2 separate regions of the Mus musculus genome follow, and region 2 is linked to region 1. A link is a loop called in an ENCODE intact Hi-C map of the cell type or tissue named here. Cell type or tissue: left cerebral cortex. All regions are shown on one strand. Each heading gives the region's core, and the rest is flanking DNA. Links, peaks and the distances in the headings are about the cores only.

Evidence for each region. Hi-C counts contacts between places; a loop is a spot of excess contacts. Peaks named below come from ENCODE experiments on the same cell type or tissue, not always from the same donor. Only the 100,000 strongest peaks of a DNase experiment are listed, where the experiment ranks them.
Region 2: a loop joins it to region 1, with 10 times the contacts of the local background. A loop is called at or near these places in 4 of 42 quality-filtered maps.

Annotation. Positions count from the first base shown.
Region 1 is chr6:55,809,466-55,814,851 of GRCm38, reverse strand. It overlaps a transcript of Itprid1 not described here. Among named protein-coding and RNA genes, the nearest start is that of Gm38820, 7.3 kb to the right of the region's middle. In left cerebral cortex, for the core only: CTCF peaks have their summits at 2,277 (motif pointing right) and 3,459; DNase peaks (open chromatin) are centred at 2,331, 2,953, 3,492, 4,382 and 1 more place; H3K27ac peaks cover 4,281 bases.
Region 2 is chr6:55,590,162-55,595,547 of GRCm38, reverse strand. All of the region lies in intron 3 of Gm34441 (a long non-coding RNA gene), which reads right to left. Among named protein-coding and RNA genes, the nearest start is that of Gm34441, 56 kb to the right of the region's middle. In left cerebral cortex, for the core only: no CTCF peak of the experiment used is centred there; a DNase peak (open chromatin) is centred at 3,207; H3K27ac peaks cover 1,479 bases.

The DNA.
Region 1 (5,386 bases), core at 69-5,068:
TGCTGGCCCGGCTGCCTCCAAGAGCTCAGGCGCATCAGACCACATGGAAATCTGCTAAAAGATGAATTGTTACACGACTCTGGAAAAAGTCAATGTTTCCATTTCTTTCTCTCCCATTTGGCATTTTGGAGCCTGCTGTTAGGATTCACACGGAGTTTTTGGCTTGGTTTCTAGGGACTTTTCTCCCTCCTCCGATACCGTTGAGCTTAAAGAAAAATAGCACAGAGAAACTCTAAGAAGAAAGGAAATCATGTTCCAGATGGTCTTAAGAACTCCAAACTGACCAGAGCCCAGGGAAAGACCTTCCGTTTATAAAATGTGGATCATCTTGAAAGCCGTGACTGACAATTTGACCCCATATGCATAAGCACACACCCAAACGTGTAACTGAGAGTATCTGCAGGCTTTCATGAAGCTGTGTTACATCTGTCCTAGCTTAGAGGCATCATGGAATCTGACCTATGATCTCCCAGTTCTGACACTGCTCAAAGAAGTGAGACACGCTCATGTTCACTGGTAGAGAGGAATGTGCTTGGAGAGAGTGGGATTTCCCTCCCTGTTCTTAATATATCGTTTCTGGAAGGACTTAGTGCTGGTGAATCTTGGTTGTCAGCTTAACACAGCTGGGAGGAAGGAAGCTTAACTGAGGAACTGCATCCATCAGACTGACCTGCTGGCAGGCTCATGGAGCATTTTTTTTTTTTTTGGATTGGTAATCGATAGAGGAATATTTTGCCCACTATAAGTAGTACCATTCATAGGCAGGTGGACCTGAACTTTGTAAGCCAGTTAGTTCAATGTGATCCTAGAAGCAAGAAGGTACTCTGCCATCCCTCCATGGTCTCTGCTCCAACTCCTCCAGTTCTCGATGATGAACTGTAACATAAAAATTAAAACACAAAAATTCTCTTGTCCTTTAAGTTGCTGGTGTCCAGTGTTTTAGCATAGCAACATAGAAATAAACTAGAACTCAGGTAAAGCCTTGGACTCTGGGAGAATTAGCCCAGGATAGTCCTTAAGAGAATGAGGAGTCCAGAAAGTTGCATTTGTAGTGTATTTAAACAAAATAAGGAGTAAGCTGTATTTATTAGAATACTTGGGACATACACAGAATGAAAGAATGGATACCATGAAGTGGGTAGGGGCTGTGGTTCAAATCCTGCCACCATCTCCTATCTACCTGTCTTCTTTACTTCATCCTCTCTGAAAGTACACATTTTTCTCCTCCAAGCAGAGGATGTGGCCATGGGCAGCTAAACAAGAACCCCATCATGAAGAGAAGAACATAACCTTTCCTGTTGATTCCAGTTAGAACATACTTTAGGGATGTGATCTCAGGAGTTCAGCCTGGGGTCCGGATTTGTTCCTGGCTGATGATCCAGGGTATCTCATTCTGATGACTGCTCAGCCTGGATTCCTCAGGAACAAGAGGTTATAACAGGTATAGGGAAATAAGAACCACTATGAAGAGAATCTGTGGGGAAGGACATCAGAGCACACATGCAGCACTGGTGCAGCTAGGAGCATGTCTCACTGGTAGAGGTGGTCTGTATGCTCACAACTGAATCTTCAACAGAATACCAGCCCAAGACAGGCTATGTGTTTTCAAGCTAGATAAAGAGTTCTCATGGCACAGAAAGTCGGGCATGAATGGTGTTTCTATATGGGAAACTACCCCAACAGCTCTGTCCTGTGGGTCCCCCTATGTGTAGGACATGGATCTCCCTTCAGTTGGTGGAGCATAGCAGGCTAACTCTCTCCTCAAGCTTTAACACCTCTCATTCATTCATCTACTGACATTTCTCCCTTGGTCTTTGCATGGCTAATACATTGGCATCCTTCAGGGCTCTGTCCCTAGAAAGTCTTCTCTGAACATTCTATGTTTGCAAGCCTCTTTCTATGAACCCTCATCAGAGTACTTTAGATTTGTTTGTTTGTTTGTTTTGTTTTGTTTTGTTTTGCTACTTTGCCAATTCACGATTGATATATGTGTCTACTTACTTAATTGTTTATTCTGGTCTTTCTGATCTCAGGTACCATGCCAACTCATTCTTCATTATTCTAATGTCTGTGAATGTGCCCTACTTAATGAAAGGGACTCCGTGGGTACTTAGGAAAGAAATGGCTACATAGATAGATAGCATACATTGTCCATATGAGTACAGTAGTAAGTGAGGAACATAATAAAAAGATAAAAACCTAAAAAGGTAAGGGGTGAGTGAGTTGTGAAGGATATTCAAAAGCACCTGCTAAAGGACCCAAATAGGGCTCTGTAATCCCAACACCAGAGGGCACTGTGTTCATAGTATACAGTGGCCCCAGGGAACCATGTTCATAGTATACAGTGGCCCCAGGGCACTGTGTTCACAGTATACAGTGGCCCCAGACTTAGTAGTATTATCTAGCCCAAGTCTCCCACAGTACATGGCCACTCAGGAACAAGTGATCAATTCTAGAAAACCACAGAGCTCTGGACCACCTTGAACTTGAGAGCAGTGCTTCTTAGTCAGTATGTGTTAAAGGAAAATGTTTATAAAATTATTTATGATCCATATTCACCAAAAACTCAAGTAACCCAAAATCTTAAAATACATTTCTAGGAGAAAAAAAATGAGAAAGAAAATGAGAGTGGGAGGAACAGGACAGGTAGTGTCTTTCCTTATAATTTTGCAGTTTGTTCACCATAAGATTTAAAGTATTATTTCCTTGATTCCCAGGGGTGTGAGGTTAGGATGGTCCATGGTAAACCATTTACTTAGGAACCCCAGACACCATCACAGGCCTGGGTGTAAGAGTTACCTTTAGCTACTGAGAAGAGTAGACAGAATGGTGAGTTTCTCAAACCCAGTGAATAAACAGCTGAAGCCTCAATACAGCCCTAAGCTCAAATCCATCCATTTCTAGTGCAGCACCCTGTATCATGTGAAGAACAGCTATTCCTTTATTCCTGATTCTTTCGTTCATTCACTGAACATGATATCAAAGTGTCACTGGTGATGAATCAGTTTGAAACACTAAGAAGCCAAATGACAGACTAGCTTCAAACTAGGGCTGAGGATTTTAGAGTCTGTCTGGAATGGTGATAACATTCTGGCAGAGAGAAGGTTGGGGCCACTCTGTTCACTCTTGGGCTTGGGGGGGGGGGGGACCTGACTGGGCAGGACAACTATGTCGGGGTGGATGATCCAGGTGAAGCAGGAGAAGCAAAGTCAAGATGCTGGCACAGTGGACATGATTGGGCAGGAGGATGAGTTGTCCCTGCTGCAGCAAAAGCTTGTCTGGCCACCTTTACTGGGGTGAGGGAAGGAAACCACAGGCCCACCAGGAAGCCAGTCTACGACCATGCGACCATGCGTATGGGGGTGGAGAGAGACAGAGGAAAACTCAGAAATGAGAATCTGCAGCTAGAAAAGCGGGTGCAAAGAAACATGGAAATGCAAGAAGCTGGTAAAGGAGAGAGCAGAAGGCAGGCGGCATCTGTGAGCTCAAGGACAGGAGGAAGGAAGAAGGCGGAGGAGGCGGCAACTGCAGTCAGGTTCTCAGCAGCACTAAAATTGTTCCTGCCACTTGGCAGGAGTCAGTTCAGATGTCTTGGATCCAACTGCCTCTCCTTATACTCATTCAGATAACTGTCAATTGGTGAGGCTCATGGACCAAAGGATGCTTGGCAAATAGCCTTTCTCTCCGTGGTGGTGATTTAAGCCCTCAATGTGTTGTTTATGGAAGTAATGACTAAGGCAACGAGTTACTCCTGCCAAACTGGACCGTAAGACATTTGGCATGTCTGATTAAAAGTTTATGGAGCACAGTTTAAGTATACCTAATCTGTCTTAGAAAATATTAACTTAGAGTTTAAATGAATAGACGGTGAGTACTATTACTCCATCTTCAGGCATCTTTGTGGCACTCGCTTTATTATCGACCACTTGTAGTAGTGAAAAAAGAAAGAGTCCTCATATCATAGGAAACCTTGCAAATTTCTAAGCTTATTATGCATTTGATTCCTTCAATAAGTCTTTAAAACAGAATATGCAAGAGATTGTCATTCTAATTATTCTCATTTTGCAGAAGTGAACTTGAGGCTCAGAGAGCTACAGAACTTTAATTTACCCATGTCACAGGATGTGATTAGTGGCAGTGCTAAAGCCAGGTCTCTTAAACAAGACTGTTCTTACCACAGATTTTCATACTCCAACCTAGACAACCCATGGTTGTATCGACAATTCTGGAATGATAACGTGGTGCTCATGTCATTATCTTCTCCTGAAGACTGGCTGGAAGACCTTTCACGGACACAGCTGTAGAACCACTTTGATCTAACATCCCTAGATCTTAGAGCATCTAATAGCTGAAAGAGAGTAGCAGTTGGTCTATCAAAATAAAGATTGTAAGGTGCTATTGTCAAGCAGAATGCAGAGTGCTGAAGGATGGAACAGAAGGTGGAGGATGTGATTAGAAGCAGAAAAAAATAAAAACACAGAAAATCCGTTTTCTTGAGATCCTCTGAGAGAAGTAGGGACCCTCAGTGTGCACAGGAGGAAAGAGGAAATGAATGCATACTTAGAACACGGACCTTAGAGCATGTCTTTCTGGAAGGCAGAAGGAAAGTTGAGCATCAGATCCCACCCTGCTCTGTGTCAGGGACTACGCCCAAACTTTTAGAGGGGATATTCAATCAATGAGTACCTGTCCACCCCTCACCGTACACCAAACACAGCTATAGATGTTAAAGATGCTCAAGTAAATAGACAGACTAGAATGACCAGAAGATTCACCTCCTCCTCTTCTGGTAGTTTATCAGGGAAAGGTAAATCTTGGTATGAAACCAAAACAAGTGGTCACAGGTCTCTGGATGTTCCGCCCTTCTTGGGAGGTTTCTATTCTACACAGTTGCTCCGGTCTGCCTCACAAACATGCAAACTACAATATCCTTGGATGCCTTCTCTTCTCCAGAGCCCATTTTCTGGTAAACTCAACCTAGGTGCTCTTCTTTATAGGACACTGAATTGTTGGTGACCATGGGTGTAAAGTCAAGCCTATGCATAGCAATTCCTCCCATCCCAGGAAATTACAGTTCATACGTAAATCTCACAGTGCTCACGACCTGTGTGTCTATGCCTTGTGTATAAAGCTCAAAGACCCTCTTCACATAAAATAAGCTTGCCTGTGGCCAGGAAGGGCAATAAGCATTTAAGTGCATTATATTATGCCATTCCATCCTACTGACTTTGTCCTAATTGAGCAGGCTTGAACCTCTGCAGGTGACAGATGTCTTTCATTCCCGTCCATAATATGCTGGACACAAAAGCAAGAATCCCGTCCCTGTGCATATCAGAGCCAAAGGGCTGGAATCTTATCAGGAATACTTTGGGAGCCCTAAGCCAAA
Region 2 (5,386 bases), core at 263-5,262, 220 kb after region 1:
GCTATTATAAATACAGCTGCTATGAACATAGTAGAATACCTTGTGGTATGGTAGAGTGTCTTTTGGATATATTCCCAGGAGTGGTATAGTTGGGTCTTTAGGGAGAACTATTCCAAATTTTCTTAAAATACAAGATTGATTTATAAAGTGATTATACAACTTTGCACACCCTCAAGCAATGGAGAAGTTTTCCCCTTGCTCTACATCCTGGCCAGCATGTGCCATCTCTTGAGATTTTTATCTTAGCCATTCTGATGGGTATAAGATGAAATCTCAGAGTCATTTTGACTTGCATTTTCATGATGACTAAGGACATTGAACATTTCTTTAAGCACTTCTAGGCCATTCAAGATTCCTCTGTTGAGAATTCTCTGTTTAAACCTGTACCCCATTTTTAATTGGGTCATTTGTGTTGTTAGTATTTAATTTCTTGGGTTCTTTATGTATTTTGGATATTAGTCCTTTATCATATATAGGGTTGATGAAGAACTTTTCCCATTCCGTAGACTGCCATTTTGTCCAGTTGACAGTATCCTTTGCCTTACAGACACTGTTCAGTTTCATGAAGTCCCATTAATTAATTGTTGATCTTAGTGCCTGAGTTGTTGGTGTTCTGTTTAGGAAGTTGTCTTCTGTACCAATACATTCAAGGCTATTTCCCAATTTCTCTTCTATTACATTTAGTGTATCCAATTTATGTTGAGGTCTTTGATCTACTTGGACTTGAATTTTGTGCAAGGTGATAAATATCTATTTTCATTCCTCTATATTCAGACATCCAGTTAGACCAGCACCATTTGTTGAAGATGCTTTCCTTTTTCCATTATATAATTTTGGCTCCTTTGTCAAAAACCAAGTGTCCATAGATGTGTGGGTTTATTTCTGGGTCTTCAATTCTATTCCACTGATCAATCTGTCTATTATTATGTCAATACCATGTGGGTTTTGTTACTGTTTATTGCTCTATAATACAGCTTAAAATCAGGGATGGCGACACCTTCAAAAGTTCTTTTATTATGCAGTATTATATTCGTTATCCTAGTTTTTTATTATTTTTATATGAAGTTGAGAATTGCTCTTTCAAGGCCTGTAAAGAATTGTGTTGAAATTTTGATGAGAATTGCATTGAATCTGTAGATTGCTTTTGGCAAGATGGCTATTTTTACTATGATAATCCTACTGATTCATGAGCATAGGAGATCTTTCCATCTTCTGATATCTTCTTCAGTTTCTTTCTTTAGAGACTTGAAGATCTTGTCATGAAAGTCTTACACTTGCTTGATTGAAGTTACACCTCAGAGGCGTAACACCACGATATTTTATATTATTTGTGAATATTGTGAAGGGTGTTGTTTCTCTAATTTCTTTCTCACCCTGTTTATTGTTTGTATAAAGGAAAGATACCTCATGTGGCAAGGTGGGACTTCCAGTGGAAGAAGGGGGACACCAGCATTCTCACAGAACCTTAGAAACAAGGTCTGTCCTACAGGATGTTCAGGGACACTGATGGAGCAAACACTGAGGAAGGGGTCAACCATTGACTGGCTCAATTTGAGACAAATTAATTTAATTAGTTTGCATTGCCATAGATAGATTCAGTAGAAAAAGACAAAGATGTGAGGAATGAAAGATGAAAATAAGGGATACAAAACTCAGAGATTAGACTGAAATGTAACATAATAAAAATGATAGACCAATAAAAGAATGATAGTCAAAACTCTGTTTACTCAATTTCTCACCCCATGGGAAAGTGCCAACCCCTGGCCCAATTAATGATACTCTGATATGCTTAAAGACAGGAGCCTCGCACAAGTGTGATCTAAGAGGATTCATCCAGCAGCTCAAGGAAACAGATGCAGAGACCCACAGCCAAACATTAGGCAGAGCTCAGGGAGTCTAGTGGAAGAGTCAGGGGAAGGATTGAGGGAGCTGGAGGGGTCAAGGATACCACAAAAGACCTTCAGAGTCAATTAATATGGTCCATGGGGGCTCACAGAGACTGGACCACCAACTGAAGAGCATGATTGGACTAGACCTAGGCCCCTACACATATGCAGCAGATATGCAGCTTGGTCTTCATATGGGTTCCCCAATAATTGGATCAGGGGCTGTTTCTGATTCTTCCTAGCTGGGCTGTCCTGTCTGGACTTTGTGGGAGAGGATGCTCTTAGTCCTGATGATACTTGATCTGCCAGGGAGGGTTGGTGGGGGGAGTGCTCCAAGAAGGGGAGCTGAGGATCAAAGAAGAGGGAGTGGGAGGGTGAGTCTGGGAGGAGAGGAGGAAGGAGCTATGATTAGGATATAAAGTGAATAAATAAGTAAATTAATGAAAAAGAACATCTTAGAAGCAGTAGTTAAGATATGTCCCAAAATTCCAGAGGCAGAGACAGGCAAACCTCTGTGAGTACAAGGCCAGCCTGGTCTACATAGCAAGTTCTAAGCAAGCTAGGGCAACCTAGTGAGACCCTGATTTATAACAACAATAATAATAGTAAAAACCTATTTCAAAATCTCTTAGAAAAAGCATCTTACTCATGAAAAGTTATTTGCTTAAATACTTAGAATAGCCCAAACATACCATTCTTTGTGACTGCCTTGGCCTGGCTGACCAGCATTCCTTAAGAACGTTCAGTGTAGAGATCATTGATGATCCAAAATAAGGAATGAAATAAGGCCTCTTAAGCTAGGGATCAGCTTTCAGTGGTACCTTCCCCAGTGATGCATTCAAACTGCACTGAAGATGTAATAAATTCCATTAACACCCATGAAAACTAGAACAAAGAATATAGTAACAAAGTGCGAGAATCTGACCTTTTTGGCATGAGGCCTCATACAACAGGAGGAAACCCCTTGTGCATTGTTGCCTAGGAGGAAAGAAAAGTCTAAACTGTCTATCAGGATTATAGAAGAACTTCTGCATCTTCTCCACCACATGATCCTCCATTGAGGAGTGCATGGATGCCATTGGCCAGAAAGCCAGCAGCTTGTCATTCACTGAGAACATGATATTTTTTTTAAGACATCCAGATGGTGATTTCTCATCTCACAGATCCCCATTCCTATCTACAGAGAGGGCGACTCTTCAGAAAACACCTGGGCAAGACTTGGGCTGTAGGCTACCAGCATAGTAGTCCCCATAAATAAAGCACTATGGGCCAGGGAGGAGACAGAAATAGAATCAGTAAAAACCAGGGCTAGAGTTTTCCATGCAGTCCATCTGTTTCATATGCTAGCAAGCCGGCAGTGGACGTAGGAGTGGATCCCATTTCTGTCTGAGAGAGCAGAAGTAGACAGGAAATGTGTGAGTTGCTGGGCTCACCAACCTACCCGCCATCTGTGTCTCCAGCCAAGAGACTCAGCCACTATGCCAGTGGTCAGAGCAGAGGGGCTAAGCATCCTCCCACCTGTTTCCATCTGAGAATGGAGCAACCCCAAAAGGAAAAGAATTATAGAAAAAGGACTTTTCAGAAGACTTGGGAGGAAAAGGATAACAGAAAGAAACTTGTAAAAATCTTTGCTTAACGAAGTAAAAGAAAATAACTTAATCAGTTTGTATTGCCATAGACAGAGAAATTCAGAAAAAAAAATCAAAGATGTGAGAAAGGAAAGAGGAAATAAGGGATATAAAAACTCAGAGATTGGACTGAAATACAAAGTGATGAAATGGTAGACAATTAAAAAAATGATAGGTCAAAGCTTAGTTTCCTCTATAGACATTGTAGAAAGTTCAGGAAAGGGATGATCTGCAAAATGGTGCTTAATAGGGCTGAAAAGGATACTTCCAAATTAGCAAGATGAATAGACAGACAGACGAGTAAAAGAGTGCCAAAGTCTAGGCCAGAAAGCCTCTGAAGTTCATGAGTTAGAGGCTTTGACATCAGCCTGTGGTGCCTTTGATAGTTCAAGCCTAGAGAAAGGGAGTCATGCCACTGGAAGAACTTATAAAGAATTCCTTTTTTTCTCTTTGCTTCACAGATACAACAACACAAACTGATCTCCTTTGACTGACGTGTACATCATGGTCTACTGTGCTATCACAGGCACAGAGCCACATTCCATAAGACCATGGATCAAAAACTCTGAGCTAAAACAGTTTTCCCTTTTAAGTTCAAGATCTCAGTTATTCTGTCATGGTAGCAGACAGCAAAATGCATGCATGCATGCATGCATACATACATACATACATACATACATACATACATGGTAAATGATGATAGATAGATAGATAGATAGATAGATAGATAGATAGATAGATAGATAGATAGGTAGGTAGATAGATAGATGGACTAGCAGGCAGACAACAAAATAAGGGCTGTAGAAAACAAATTCACAGAAAAGGAAACTCAAGAAACAACATAGAAAGTACATAGGAAGATTCTCCTAAGCTGCAGAGAATGAGGAGCGAGGCTGGTATTCCAAATGCCTCTGTTGGCTGCAGTCTGACAGTGTGTAAAGAATGTGCGCACACTGTGATTCCTGCCCATCAGAAGCAAGGCAGAGGAAGATGCATAAGGAGCGGAGGAAAGCCAAGGAAAGAATAAAGGAGCTGAGAAGGAAGGTGATGGTGGATCTGAAAGAATACAAACCAATAAAACTTTAATAAAAACAAGACCAAAAAGCCAAACAATGTATTGCCTTTTAAGCTTTTCTACCATTTTCATATTTGACAATCAGTCTTTAATACATACTATATATAATTTTACAAAGTATCATGCACAAACATCAGAAGAGAAATTATTTGTAAGCATCCATAACCTTATCTTCAGAGGTTTAAACCTATAGTTAATACCAATATATTCTTTTGGAACATTTTCTATGCACAAATGTATTTTCAACTCATTAGGTGTTTTTTACAGTATTTCATCAGTCTTAAAGATTGCTTAGCATTACATTAACTGGATTACCATAATAACTCCTAGTTTGTCCCCATTGTGGAAAATGTGTACTAGACCCAAATTTTGAAATTACAAATAAATAATTTTACATAATTTCATTAACATTTCTAATGACACTTTAATTAGGCATTCATCAGTATAGAACAATTATATTTAAACAATGGTAATCCTTTTTAATCCTATTACCCCGTTGCTTTCATGAACAATTACACGAATCAGGATTTCCTTGTATTACATAAAATCTCCATAGACCATCATCAACCTTTTATTTTCAAGTGCATGTCATATAAAAGTGAAATGTTATTATGTTGGATTTGCCTTTTATTAGTAATAAGTTTTTTAAATTTACATTGATAAGACATCTGTACTCTGCACTGTCTTTTCATGAGACATGGACCATTCCAGGCAAAACCATCATCCATTCACCTCACCCTCCTACCCCTATATTTCTAGCATCCTATATCCTTTGTCTTTTCAATGTGCCATAGTAA